Regions from separate parts of the Homo sapiens genome. Here region 1 is linked to region 2. The links are chromatin contacts, found by Hi-C or POLR2A ChIA-PET in ENCODE. All regions are on one chromosome and are shown on one strand. Each heading gives the region's core, a stretch centred on a gene start or an enhancer-like site at or near the end of the contact. The rest is flanking DNA. Distances are from core to core; before and after follow the strand shown. Region 1 holds the start of WDR35-DT (WDR35 divergent transcript). Region 2 holds the start of RHOB (ras homolog family member B).

Region 1 (4,453 bases), core at 150-2,649, 460 kb after region 2:
GGTGAGTTTTCAGGTGTCACCATCAGTAACTAGCTTCAACTAATTATGTCTTGACCAGTTTATTGGAAACTCCTGGGTTAGATAATACTAATTTGTCTCATGCGTCCAGTATAGGGAGCCTATGGACAGGGGCCAATGTATCTTAAACAGACACACAAACAATGGAAAGCAAACATTATCTGAATGGGATTGGGTTAAGTTTGGAAAGAATTCCTCATGGAGACTGATTTGTGCTGGTTTGGCTAGGCACAACTGGCCTGTTAAGAGGGTAGGACCATATATAAAGTGGCTTGGGAAGCAGAGCCGGATGGAATGTTGCCCTGCAGAAAGCATATTGGCTTACTTGAGGTGGGGGCTCCCTAGTAAAAACATTTAGGATTGAGGGAAGATCTGATTTTGGATGGAGTTTAGATTTGCTAGGAAAGGCACTAGGGACTATTGTCAATTCTATAATAGATTGTGCTGGGTGAGACAAATCACCCAGGTCAAAGGATTGGAGGATTTTTATTTTATTTTTGTCTGAGATGGGAAAAGACTCCAAGTGGGGAAATTAACTACTGATGCATAAATTACATGCTAGATTATGGTAAAAGGGAAAACCAGAAATAAAAACATAGGTGAGACCAAATAATTTCATGAGTGGTTCTACTTGGATTTCTGCCCTATGCCTTAGACTTTGAGGCTTTGTAACTCTCAAGCATTCCAAAAGGACAAAGGAGAATGAAGAAAGAAGGTAAGAAAAAGAAGAGAATATGTAACAGTCGACTCTAGACGAGAAAACACCAAACGCTCAAATATTTGTAAAATGGGAGGCCATGCCCCAATAGCAATTGTACGCTGTAATTACCCAACGTTTACAGAAATTCCTTTAAAAGGACCCTCGGGGTTGCGGTAATAATTAAACTGTTAAAAAATATCAAAACAAGCGGAATAAACAAAATCTTCTATTCCTAAATTGCTCTAGAGGTTCTCCAATCCCCAAAGACACAGAGAAGGGTTGTAAGATCTCAGTACGCACATTTGCACTTTCATCTGGCCAGTGGCGCCAGCCTATCAAATACAGTAAATGGCTTTTCCCTTTCAAGAATGTTGGAACTTTGGAACTTACAAAATACTAAATAATTTGCCCTTATTCGAACGGGCGCCTCTCCTCTTAGGTTTATAGTAATGCCACCTGAGGCGCGGCTCCATAGCGATCATCACAGGTGTGGCGGGAGGGAGGGCGGCAGTGACCACGAGACGGGGCGCAGAGGGCGAGCGCACGGCTGGCAGTGACAGGTCGCGACCCAGCTCCTTGCGGAGAGCAGAAAGGCCCAGACGCCAGGGAACAGGACTAGCCCAGCTACCGCCTCGCGCCTCGCGCCCTGCGCCCACAAACCCATCGACGTCCGCGCAGGCGCACTACGCCGGTGCCCGGTGCGAGGGCGTCACCGGAAGTGTCCCGCGGCGCCCCGGATGCGACCGGGCAACAGCGGTTGCCAGGGCGACGGGAGCTTTCCGGAGCTGCTGGTACTCCCGATTGGAGACGTAGAACCGTTACTTGTCGAGGGCCTTAGCGGCCGCCGTGACCCTCTCGGGGATCCCACGATGTTCTTCTACCTGAGCAAGAAAGTGAGTTTCCTGGGGGGCGTCCTCGTTTCTCCGCCATTCCCGCAGCCTGCGGCGATTCCCGCTGCCTTCCCGAGAAGCCAGGCTCCTTCACCCGGTCCTGGTCGTGGCTTCGCCATTCCGCAGCCATCCTTCCCGCCGGGTCCAGCCTCCGACCTCTTCCTGCGGTTCCCAGAGCCTCAGTCTTTGGCCGAGCTTGCTGCCCTCTCGCAGCACTCTCCCATTCCTGCCCCTGGCTAGGTCCTTTTGGGTGGCTTGAGGATAAGTCGCCACGTGCTACCCTATGTTTCCTCCTCCACTTGTTGCTGATCCACGTGATTTAAACTCTTTGGATCACCACGAGCCATTGGGCAAGAGAAAAGAAATAACAATAGGATAGCCTAAGTTGTAGGTAAAAAGGAAGAGGGACTGGTGGTATGGATTTATACCCTCTCCCCGTCCTCCCTTTAAAAAATCCATCCGGTGAGACTCTGGCGTTGGCTTCCTCCGCAGTCACTATCCTTCTCTTTTGTGCACTTCTTTCCCTCTTTCCCAAATGCTAGAGCCCGGGTCAGTTCAGGGGACCATGCCCATTTTCACAACAGCTCATTTTTTTTCTGCAAGGCCGTTCGTTTTTCTTCTTGGAAGATTTTCTTCAGCTTTCATCTCCTGCAGACTTACTTCCCAGCTCCTTCGTGAAAAGTTGCTAGTGCGGCTGTGGTTGCTTTTTCAGATTTCCATTCCCAATAACGTGAAGCTGCAGTGTGTATCCTGGAACAAGGAACAAGGGTTCATAGCATGCGGTGGTGAAGATGGATTACTGAAAGTTTTGAAATTAGAGACGCAGACAGGTAAATGAATGCAAGCCCACATGTTTGGTAGTAAATTGGCTAATGTTATTTGTTCAGTGCGGTCTACTCATGTTATCTGTCAATATGCAGTTCTGATTATTTTAAAGGGAAAACTACCAAAACATTTTATGGTGTTTTTCTGGAGTATATTTGCAATAAAGTTCAGAGAATGTTGAATGTAAACATCGGATGGTTTTTGCTGAGTTATTAATGGAAAATGAAAAATAATGAAGAATGAAAATAAGTCACTGTGTTATGCTATGTCTAATTATTGTACTATATTATTAGGAGTCTAAAAGAAATCCTGTGAGTCAACATTTCACTAAGAAAATCTGGCAGATTGTTTACAGGTCTGTGTCATCCTTTCTGCTTATCAGATGCATTAATGGTTATTCACCTAGTGTCCAAGAACAGAAAATGGGATACGTTTTACATTTCTATTAGTAGGTCTCTTGTCTTTGCTGCTTGATTTCTTTCTTTATCTAGTTCTCTGGAATCACAGCAAACAGCTTCCCACTTCTTAGCCCCCCTAGATTGAAGACCTAGATAAGGTAATTGGAGTTAAATCTCAGCTCTTCCACAAGACTACTGAATGACTTTCAACAAGTTAGCTGAGGATCTTACTACTTTAGTTTAGTCTTCCATAAAATGAAAATGTAGGGGGTTAAACTGCATTACATTTTTGGATTCCTTACAACATAGCTTCTCAAACTGTATTAGGTATAAGAATCACTGGAAGAGGTTGTTAAGATGGATTTCATGCTCTACCCCCACACAATAGACCCGGGATGGGGCCTGAGAATTTCCATTTCTAGTGAAGCTGAGTTGCTGGTCCTCAGACCGCACTTTGAATAGCATTACCTTACAACTTTGAATGCGGTATGAATAATAAATACTTATTGACGATTTTCCATGTAGTGGATGTTTAACCTTCACAATCTTATTTGACTTCACAATAATCTTGGGCAGTAGGTATTCTAGGTGAGAAAATTGAGGCTCTGAGCTGTTAACTGCCCTAGGTCACGCAGCCAGTAAGTGGCGGAACAAGGATGTGAAACTAAGTTTGTCTCACATTCAAGTCCTTGTTTTTAACCACTACACAAAGGGCTAGTGGACAGCCTAAGTAAAGAAGAGTACCAATTAAAGTTTGGCTTATGCTGTTTTATAGTTCAATCTGTCAGTGCTTTAGTTTTTTAAAACTGTGTTAAAAGAAAGTTTTTCTCTGTTTCTTAAATGTGTATATAGATATATATATACGTGTGTATATATATATATGTGTGTCTGTATATACATACTTTTGCTTACAATATTTGGCAAGTTTTTTTTTTTTTTTTTTTTTTTGAGACAGAGTTTCGCTCTGTTGCCCAGGCTGGAGTGCAGTGGCTGGATCTCGGCTCATTGCAAGCTCCGCCTCCTGGGTTCATGCCATTCTCCTACCTCAGCCTCCCAAGTAGCTGGGACTACAGGTGCCCACCACCATGCCTGGCTAATTTTTTTGTATTTTTAGTAGAGACAGGGTTTCACCGTGTTAGCCAGGATGGTCTTGATCTCCTGACCTCGTGATCTACCCACCTCGGCCTCCCTAAGTGCTGGGATTACAGGTGTGAGCCACCGTGCCTGGCCTGCAAGTTTTAAATTACATTAAGAAGTGCATTCATTTTGTTTAACATTGAAGGCTTTTTTAAAAACAAACTTCTTTTTCTGCTCTGCCCTTTTGATGAGCTGTGACTGGAGTATTCTTTGAAATTAGTGAACAAGATGGGAAATCAATTCTTGGGAGGTTTGGAAAATGGAGTAAAGTATTTGTTTTGGAACTGAATGATTATGAATTGTGCTGAAAGAAATAAATATGAGGAATATGGCTGTGAGAGTCTAACAAGATCAGTATATTATATTTAATACAACTAGTGTTGATTCAGCAGATCCGTCCAGTAACAATCATAGATATTGCATGCCTGCTTTCTATGAAGCACTGTGTTGTGCTAAAGATGCAACATGTGAAGTATAATGTGTTG
Region 2 (4,763 bases), core at 2,074-4,573:
GGGGAAGGAGAAGGTGGCAACTAAGTGCTAGAAACCCAGAAAATGCTGATTCAAAAAAAATGAAAACCACACTTCTCAGGCAGTTGACACTCTCAGCTACCTTCCCTGGAAGCTGCGAGAGCTGGCAGGTTTGAACCATCATGCCTGCAGCAGAATTTTAATGTGGTCTCCACCTATAAATCAGCCCGTCTGGTTCTAAGAACCATTACAGCAAAGCTAAGTGTCTACGATTAGAGTTTATCATGACTCTCAAAAAGTGGCAGCTCCAACTTTAAGAACCACCAAAACATCCAATGTTCTTTCCACAATATGGCCCTTCTCTGAACTTAGAATAAATCATTCTAGGTTACTTAATAAAGGACATATTGGGATCAAAGCTTGATAATTTTAAAAAATCACCTCTTTATCTGAACTCCCCCACTTCTGGAAGCTCCAGGCCCAAAGATAACAACCTACAACTTCCTGGGATATTGTGTAAACCCCTTGATGGCCTGAAGGGAACCCAGTAAACAGGCTTCCTGATAGCGTGACCCCACACCAACGATTAATAAAGGTTTTCTAAATTTAAAATGCACAAATGATAACTTTCCAAGACTCAAAGAATAAGCAAAGCCCCATAATAGACTTAAAGACACAAGTGTTTTTAAGACACACAGATGAATGAAATCAAGATCTTCGGTCTCACCCAATTGAACTGAGTACATAATAGGTCAAAAGTTTTTGCACTGGGTGTCGGGGTATCCACTCATCTTCCTCTAGGAATGTGACAGGAACAACCTGGTCTCCCTTGGTCACCCAACCCCCACATGCTCTCAAAGGGACTTCATCCTCATTTACTACATTTGCTATAAGGGAAACGGAGTTGGCAAGAAAGGATCTCGCCTAGGAGAATATCTCCCTTGTTCCAAATTCACAAGGGTATTTTTACACACTATTAAACCACAAGAGCCATTTTATAAATGTCATCATCATAGTCTTTTAATATTTTACATAAAAAACTGTATACACAGCTTATAGAACTTTTATGTAAACATCATAAGCTCACCATTTTGTCATTTGTCAGTTTATTTAAAAAATAAAAAACAAGACAACAATTTAGTAGAAGTACCACTGGGAGGGAGGGGAGGGGAAAAAAGGATATACAGGGGCAGGTGTATTCTCTGTACAGAGGTGCAGAGAAAATTTCACATAGCTTTAGAGAATGCCTTGTGGAAAAAAAAAAAATAGGCCCCAATACTTGTTACTGCCCTTTATCAAAACTGTGTGCATGACCTGCACAAATAAAATCACAAAACAGTGTTGCCACATTCTTCAAGGAAACAAAGCAAAATTTAGTGGGTTTCTTTTCCCTCTCCTTGTTAAAAGTCATTTTTTAAAAACATCAGAAGTAGATGAGGTTACAGCGTACAAGTGTGGTCAGAATGCTACTGTCGTATGCAAATGACGAGTGCATTAAGTGTCAAACAATGAAACAATTGTGCAAAGAATAAAAAAACAAATTTTAGCCTTTAAATAAATCAAATAACATCAGTTTCTTGGACTGAACAATTTTCACTTCTAGGACAGGCACAAAGTTCGCTTATGGCAAAAACAACCCCACAGCGCATCCTCCCTCCTCCCTCCGGTAGCTGGTGGAGGGTTCGCAGCGGGCTGGCCCGCAGGAGAGGCTGTGCTGAAGCTGTGTCCTCCCCAAGTCAGTTGCAAATGTCTTCCCCAGGGGTTGGAAAGATGGTCAAGTCCTGTTCATGCTTGGGCGGGAGTCTGGCCCAGCCTGGGCCAGAGCGCTCACCCATCACCACCCTTAAATAACACCATCTTAGCTCCGAAAATAAAATTATATCTATATTTATATAACATCCCCCCATCCTCCCCAGCAGCCCTCCCCTCCCGCAGTACCCGGGGTCTATGTTACAGACAAGGGATATCAAGCTCCCGCTGGTGAAGGGCGAACATCTGATGGGGCGCGGCCACACTCCCGCGCCAATCTCGCCCCCGGGGATCAGAGGCGGGGGTGGGGTGAAAATGGGGCGAGGGGAGTCGAACAGACACACAGCCACACACTCTGAGGCCCGGCTCTTCAGAAAAGCATGCTCAGGGGACCCTTGGCACTCAGTGGGGAGCCCAGGCCTGTGCAACACAGCTGGACGCACACAGACACTGGGATGGGGGCGCCCGGTGCCCACGCCAAGTCCTGGCGCAAGCCAGAGGCGTCAGCAGACAGATGCCAGGCAGGCCGGTGGGGTCCTTGTGGGACACGGGTCTCCCCTTCTCCGGGCTCGCGGGGGACTGGTCCAGGAGGGGGAGCCGTGCCGGCAGGGGCAGGCGCGACGGGCGCGGCCCTCATAGCACCTTGCAGCAGTTGATGCAGCCGTTCTGGGAGCCGTAGCGCTTCTGCAGCGCGGCGCGCGTGGCCGTCTCGAAGACCTCGCGCACGCCTTCCTTGGTCTTGGCAGAGCACTCGAGGTAGTCGTAGGCTTGGATGCGCACGGCCATGGCGCGGCCGTCATCCGTGCGCACGGGTTCCTGCTTCATGCGGGCCAGCTCTGTGCGGACATGCTCGTCGCTGCGCAGGTCTTTTTTGTTGGCCACCAGGATGATGGGCACATTGGGACAGAAGTGCTTCACCTCGGGGACCCACTTCTCGGGGATGTTCTCCAGCGAGTCCGGGCTGTCCACCGAGAAGCACATGAGAATGACGTCGGTGTCCGGGTAGGAGAGCGGCCGCAGGCGGTCGTAGTCCTCCTGGCCCGCCGTGTCCCACAGCGCCAGCTCCACCTGCTTGCCGTCCACCTCAATGTCGGCCACATAGTTCTCGAAGACGGTGGGCACGTACACCTCGGGGAACTCGTCCTTACTGAACACGATCAGCAGGCACGTCTTGCCACACGCGCCGTCGCCCACCACCACCAGCTTCTTGCGGATGGCCGCCATGAGCGGGCCGGGCCCGGGCAGCAGGAGGGGGCCCGCGAACGCCTCGCTGCCCTCCCGCTCGCCGCTCACTGCTCACCTCGGGCTGCGCGCAGGTGGCGAGAGGGTCGCTAGCTGCACCCGGGCCCCGCGGTGGCGCGTTCTCTCGCTGCGCTTCGGCTGCCGCGGCGGGGGCGGTGGGGGCGCGGGGGCATAGGGCGCACCGTGCGTCTCGCCGCGCTGCTCCCGGGCGGTGGTCGCTCTGCTCACCCCAGGCCGGGGATCGGCGGCTTTGTGCGTAACGCGGGCTCGGGCAGCAGACTCGGGCGGTGGACTCGGCCTAGCTCTCTCCCGGGTCTCTCCGGGCCTCGCTGAGCATACAAGACAACAGCTCCAACCAGACTGCGGTGGCAGATGAGGGCTGCGGCCCTAGCGCCCGCTATTTAAAGAGTCCGGCCACTTTCTTAATATAGCCGTCCAATGGGAAACCAGCCGGCTGAGCTCATCGCTGCGGAGCTTAGCTCTGATTGGCCGCCCCCTGCAGCCCGAGGGCGGGGCAGGGCCAGCTTGATTGACGGCCCAGGCCGCCGGGCTGGGAGAGGCAGCGACCGGGGAGTCCGCGCTGCTGCTGCCGCTGCGGGGCTCTGGCGGTACCCGGGTCCCCTCCTTCGCCGCAGCGTTTGCGCGCGGGGTCCGGGAGCTGGCTGTCTGGAGCCTCCAGGGTCTGGGCGAGCGGTTCCGAGACAGGCTTCACTCAGTGGGGCGTTGGCGACTCCCATTCAGAATTGCCCCTCTTCCTGGCAAACTCCCGGCGGGTGGTCGGGCCTGTGGGGGAGGGGCAGCTCTTTTAACGTGGTTTTGTTTTTAAATAAACAGACACACACACACACACACACACACACACACCCCACACACACACTTTTGTTCCCAAACAAGAGTGTTTTCTCTTTTCTTTTGGAGGTGGCCCCTCCTGTGGTTTAGGGCCCCACCCGGGTACTCGCCGTGGGCCAGCCTCGGGTTTGGACCCGAGAGGCGACCGGCTGGCTGCAAACTGGCTCTTCCAAGTCCCGCCGCCCCTACCCTTCCCAACCCCCAGCTTAGGTCTCTAGGTGAAGATTAAGGGAAGAGGTGCGGAGTGGCCCAAGCTTGACAACGGAAAGGGAAGGTCGAGGCTCGAACACTTGGAGGAAGTTACCGGACAGGAAGAAGCCCCTTCGGCCCCTCTTTTCACTATGAACTCTGATCCCGGTTCTTAAAACAGAGAACTGTCTGAGATAAATTGTACAATAGAATATACACTATTGTACAATAGAATGTACAATAGAATATACACTATTGTACAATAGAATGTACAATAGAATATACACTATTGTACAATAGAATGTACAATAGAATATACACTTGTACAATAGAATGTACAATAGAATATACACTATTGTACAATAGAATGTACAATAGAATATACACTATTGTACAATAGAATGTACAATAGAATATACACTATTGTACAATAGAATGTACAATAGAATATACACTATTGTACAATAGAATGTACAATAGAATATACACTATTGTACAATAGAACGTACAATATTCCGGGTTCAATAGAATCCAACCACCCCAAGACCCCTGAGCAGACGAAAAGGCTTGAGGCTGGAGAAGAGGGGAGGAGTAAGGGGCTAGCAAATGGGGCACAGCGGGTTAGGGGGTGTCCCCTCTATTGGGGCGTAGCCTCCTGATGCACGCCAGGACTGAACTCATTTATCCTGTAGATCCTGCATGAAATGACAGTACCGGTGATCCGGAAAGACCCAAGTCAACCGATTTCTACGGATAAAAGAGGAAGAAGGGGATAG

Evidence for each region. A loop is a pair of places that touch in the nucleus more often than their neighbours do. ChIA-PET counts read pairs that join two places held with the same protein, here RNA polymerase II (POLR2A). Pooled maps may share reads with other maps.
Region 1: a loop to region 2 is called in a map of B cell, with 4 times the contacts of the local background. The contact joins the promoter of WDR35-DT here to the promoter of RHOB in region 2. A Hi-C loop is called at or near these places in 1 of 168 maps with a recorded cell type or tissue (B cell) and 6 of 50 pooled maps. POLR2A ChIA-PET finds 5 or more read pairs at or near these places in 4 of 52 experiments (GM10248, SK-N-SH and WTC11).

The regions. Positions count from the first base shown.
Region 1 is chr2:19,987,150-19,991,602 of GRCh38, reverse strand. It overlaps WDR35-DT (WDR35 divergent transcript), which reads right to left and starts at 1,399. Exons shown (of 3, transcript NR_110235.1): 1 at 1,109-1,399. It overlaps WDR35 (WD repeat domain 35), which reads left to right and starts at 1,498. Exons shown (of 27, transcript NM_020779.4): 1 at 1,498-1,611; 2 at 2,321-2,438. The coding sequence starts at 1,588. RefSeq lists a silencer at 1,278-1,357 and enhancers at 1,518-1,567, 1,198-1,701, 1,718-1,767.
Region 2 is chr2:20,445,634-20,450,396 of GRCh38, reverse strand. It overlaps RHOB (ras homolog family member B), which reads right to left and starts at 3,323. Exons shown (of 1, transcript NM_004040.4): 1 at 957-3,323. The coding sequence starts at 2,931. The coding sequence ends at 2,341. RefSeq lists an enhancer at 1-196 and silencers at 2,905-3,114, 3,365-3,614.